Linked DNA regions of Homo sapiens: region 2 is linked to region 1. Evidence: chromatin loops called from intact Hi-C (ENCODE). Cell type or tissue: gastrocnemius medialis. All regions are shown on one strand.

Region 1 (2,500 bases):
TGATTTCATCCCTGTGTAAGCAGCTCTCCTGTTTACCAAGGGCACTAATAATAACCGGCCCTTGCATCTGTTCTTCATATCACCCTGCCTCCCCTCCAGCTCACAGAGTGCTGTCCCACGCATATCTCCTCTTCCTCCTCCTTTTTCCCTGCTCCAGGCATGGGGTCAGGTCAAGCACACACTGAACAGGTGGGTGGTAGGGTAAGCAGGAAAGTATGTGTCCCCACTCCAGGGGTCAAAGGAAGTCTTGGCTCTGCCTGGGTCCCTGAGACTGCAGGCATTTCACTCACCTGCTGTGACCAGCTGTGTCAGTAGAGGAGAATATCACGGGTCGGCATCAGCCCTCCCTGGCACTGACCTGCCCTGGAGGCTCGCCTGTATCCTATCTCCTCCAGCTCTCACTCTTGAATTTATGGGGATTTAAAGGGATTGACAACTTTTCCAAAGTTGTTGGCTCTGGGACGTTTAACTGGTGGCTTTATTAGTTTGAGGATAAGGCATGTAGCTCAAAAAATTTACCTCCTTCCTTCCCTCCATTGTACTAAGTAGAATGGGTTAACACGCACCTCTTTTATTTATTTTTATTTTTTATTTTTTAATTATTATTATACTTTAAGTTTTTGGGTACATGTGCACAACGTGCAGGCTTGTTACATATGTATACATGTGCCATGTTGGTGTGCTGCACCCATCAACTCGTCATTTAGCATTAGGTATATCTCCCAATGCTATCCCTCCCCACTCACCCCACCCCACAACAGTCCCTGGTGTGTGATGTTCCCCTTCCTGTGTCCACGTGTTCTCATTGTTCAGTTCCCACCTATGAGTGAAAACATGCGGAACGAGCACCTCTTTTAAAATGGGAATATCTCTTGAAAGTAAATGTTAAACTTAGAAATAACTTACCCTTTATTATGAATTACTATAACTGAGTAATTTCCTATCTGCCATCAACAACATTAAGGGAAGAGCAATATTGTTGGATGGGTGTGGATGCCAGAAAGAACAACAGGATGATTTTGTAGAGTAAGGAACTTACTGCAGGGTTAGGAGGAGAGTGGGGGGGTCCTGAATGGAGCCAAGAAGTCAAAGGGCTTTAGGCAGAGGGGAAGAATGTTAAAGGGAAGGCAGCAGAAGGAGGAATATAGGTCACAAAGTGAAACGGAATGGTCCCAGTGGAAGTCTTCTTGACTATGGAACTAAGTCAATAGTGGATGGAAACAACTACCTGAACGTAATTGCAAATAATCTCCTGGGATACTTTAGGCATTTATGGCATAAACAGACAATGCTTTTTTGCAGAATAAACTCAAGGTATCTCACTGGAGACCCATACTCCTCCCCAGTTGAGTGGAGCCAAACTTTATGCTTACCCTCCTTCACTTCCCTGAATGAGCTTTCTGCTCCAGTCAGAATGTTCTACCTCCACCCTGTGGGCAGGCCCCCTTCCTGCGCTGGGAGTGCCCTATTCCTTCCTCTTTGCCCAGTTACACCTGCTCATACTTCAAGCCCAGCAAAAGTTCTGTCTCCCATAAAGTCATTCCTAATGCACGGCCACAGTGAACTTCCTTGCAATAATCTTGCTTATTATTGGAACTGGGTGGGTTTTTTTTGTTTTTTGTTTTTTGTTTTTGGCATTTGCTGCCTTATTTGTTTACCATTTATTTTTTGAAAGAGAGTGACTTTTTACATTAAAAATTAATATATGCTCTGCTAATCACAGAAAATTTGGAAAATACAAAAAGCCAGAAAGCAGAAATTAAATCACTCAGGAACCATTAAAATTCTAGTATTCTTCCTTCCTGCTGTTTTTCTCTTTATACATTTCTTCTTCACTTAGTTAATATTATGGACATATATAAATTGTATGTTCTGATTTTTGTAGAAATAACATTCATTTTTAATAAAAAATGGTCATTTGAAAACACAGAAAAGTGGGAAAAAACCCTCAAATCTCCCAGATTTCCAATATCTAGAAATAATTACTTCATACATTTTGATATATTTCTTCGTAGTCTTTTTCTCATATATTTTTACATGGTCAAGGTCATATTGTCAAGATCATGCTGCATGTATTTTAAATTCTAGTTAACCTGGAAGTATTAACAGATCCAGATGCTATGAAGAAAGATCTGGTGAAAGGTAATATTTGTCCCTGGATGGTTTACTAAATTTTCCAAAATTAAAGACTCTATGATCATTTAAATTAAGTTTTGAAGATGCAAAATATCATTATTCAAATTGCTCAGCCATAAAAATGTCCATTATGTTGTTCTGTGTAATTCTGCTTCTATAAAGGGAAAAAAAGACTTTTTGTTAAGTATTTCTTCTGGCATAGTGTTCCAATCAAGTGAAAACTTAGCCATTGTTAGCAAGTCCTGGAAGAACAACAGTAGTTATTGTTTTAAATAGTCATCAAACAAGTCAAGACATTCCATCTGATTTGTTGGGTGGAGACTGGTTCAAGAAACACGTATCCTTATACCAAGAAAGGGAGAAA
Region 2 (2,500 bases), 100 kb before region 1:
AATGTCTTCACCCTTTTTATCCTTTGGCCACTGTGTCCCTAGAGATGTGAATTCAATTCCGCACCATTCTCTCCTTTACAATGATGCCAATATTCTCAGGCTTTTAAGACTAAATTTTAAATTACGAGAAAATTTGATCTTCAAACTTAAGTTGGACCTAGAAAGAACAATCTCATGAACTCAAAAAAAAAAAAAAAAAAAAGCTGGGGTGTGGAGGGGGCGGGGGCAGAGCCAGGAGTCAAGGGCATGGCACCAGGAATAACTAATAAATAATACCTAGTTAGAACAGTGTGAGGTTTCATATCTTCTATTTCTTCTAGACAAAAAGTACTATCAAAAAGAAACATGCCCCCGCCTGGCAGATTAATTTGCAAACTAATGAAATAACATTACCGTTGTTATTTCCAACTCACAGTGCTGCTGGCCCTCAGTCTCTGTTAAGGGCTTCTCCCCATTCATCCAGGCTCGAAACCTCAAAGGTCCCTATGGCTCCTTGCTCTCTTTCTCATTTGAAATAACCAGTCTTTTACAGAGTCCCGGCTCCTTCTCTCTACTTAGAGTGCACACAGCGGTGACTTTGGCGTTTGGGTAAAGGAATTAACAAGACGGCTGCAACATGCAATGGGTGACAATGACAATACCAATAATAAAAAGAAATGGGAAGGCATTTGTATGTGCCAGGCACTGTCCCAACTGCTTTGCATGTATTAATTCATTTCAAAGGCCCTGAACAATTCTATAATGTAGGTGCTAGTTATGAGTATTATGTCCAGTCTACAGATGAGGCACAAGGGTGAAGCAGACCATCCACTGCTACCAAGTACAGAGCTGAGCAGTGAGTACAGGCAAGTTTGGCTTTCTTCATCACAACACAGCCTCTTATACCCAGGAAATACAAGACAGGCCTGAAGCTGGGAGAGCGGAGAGGTCCCACTGCTCTCTGGCTTGAGGCCAGGCTAGATGTTGCCTCACAAGCAGTGTGAGAGCCAGAGCAGGAAGGAGTGGGCAGGAAAGGGGCATCAGAGAAGGAAAAGGGAGGGTGGGTAGAAACAGACAGTGAGTGGAGCGCCGAAGAAGGCTGGGGCCAAAGGAGCTAAGTGCTAGGCTTTTGCCAGAGCCAGAAAGGACAGCCAAGGCTGAATGACAGGCTCTGAGAAGAGCCTGATGAGTGCATTAAATGCCAGCAGCCACCTTGGCAGGGGGACTGAAAGCACTTAAAATGGAAAGTGCACAGAGTAACCCTATGCTGTGTGGCTGATACCCTCAACTGTAAATAAGCTGTACCTGAAACTCCCTTGTCAGGTAACAGAGAACCTCTTATGGAGCAGCCCTGCTGGTCCACCTCTCTCTTGTGAGTGTTGGGCCTCTTCTCTCCTTGCTTGTCTCCCTATTGGCTGCAGGGCAAAATGCAGGGTCTTTGGCATTTGGCCTCCCTTTGTTGGCTCTAAAATAATAGTGGTTATGAACATTGCTCACATATGAAAGGAGACAAAGGTAATGAAAATAACTAAGCAAGGGAAAATTCCAAAATTTCTAGAAAGTTCAAGATGTTTCCACAGTATTGTCTGTTATACATGATAATGTAAGTGAATCTAGACTTCCTTTTTTTTTGAGACAGAGTCTTGCTCTGTCGCGCAGGCTGGAGTGCAGTGGCGCGACTTTGGTTTACCGCAACCTCCACCTCGCAGGTTCAAGCGATTCTCCTGCCTCAGCCTCCCAAGTAGCTGGGATTACAGGCATGTGCCATCACGCCCGGCTAATTTTTGTATTTTTAGTAGAGACAGGGTTTCACCATGTTGGCCAGGCTGGTCTTGAACTCCTGACCTCAGATGATCCACCTGCCTCGGCCTCCCAAAGTGCTAGGATTACAGACGTGAGCCACCATGCCCAGCCTAGACTTCCTTGTCTTACAGTCAGTTTCTAGGACCTTTGCATGAAAAGTCCAACAGACGCCTCTGGGTCCAGACTTGGATTGAATCCTAGAGAAACAATGACTCACAGCTAGCCCAAGGACAGTCCTGAAATGGTTGCATTGCTGGATCTAATGGAATTCTCTTCCATTCCAGAACCTTCTTCCAAATCTCTCTGGATTGGGCCCCTAGGTCACCAGACCAGGCTGCTGAGCATATGTGTTCTATAACTGTGTCATCCCTCGGCCTCACTCCAGTTCTAGGCCCTGTCAATGAAGAGTAGAGGCCTTTCCTTCCCTGTCTGCACCCAACAAGTCCTTCTTTGGTTTGCAGTGATCCTCCATACCCCTAGTGTCTCTGTGGTTCATGTTTTCAACATTCTTGGCTCTTCTCTGAGCCACTTCTTCCTGCTAGTTGGGCTGCCAAAAGCGTATTTACCCACTCGTTATTAAGAAGGCAGTGTGGTATAGTGGAAAGAGCTGAGTTCAGGGGTCAGTTCTTCAATTTACTATTCTGTTCTGGCTGTCTGCATTTCAGAAAGCATCTGGGTCCAGTCTGCCAGTGGCCAAGTGTGCTTGGTGGAGTAAGTC

Evidence for each region. A loop is a pair of places that touch in the nucleus more often than their neighbours do. Peaks named below come from ENCODE experiments on the same cell type or tissue, not always from the same donor. Only the 100,000 strongest peaks of a DNase experiment are listed, where the experiment ranks them.
Region 2: it touches region 1 in a loop (2.6-fold over the local background); 2 of 110 quality-filtered maps call a loop at or near these places.

What each region holds. Positions count from the first base shown.
Region 1 is chr7:29,763,364-29,765,863 of GRCh38, reverse strand. No RefSeq gene overlaps it. Among named protein-coding and RNA genes, the nearest start is that of WIPF3, 42 kb to the left of the region's middle. In gastrocnemius medialis, a CTCF peak has its summit at 1,428 (motif pointing left); DNase peaks (open chromatin) are centred at 162 and 1,457; H3K27ac peaks cover 1,204 bases.
Region 2 is chr7:29,865,270-29,867,769 of GRCh38, reverse strand. All of the region lies in intron 2 of WIPF3 (WAS/WASL interacting protein family member 3), which reads right to left. Among named protein-coding and RNA genes, the nearest start is that of WIPF3, 60 kb to the right of the region's middle. In gastrocnemius medialis, no CTCF peak of the experiment used is centred here; a DNase peak (open chromatin) is centred at 1,168; H3K4me3 peaks cover 443 bases; H3K27ac peaks cover 2,500 bases.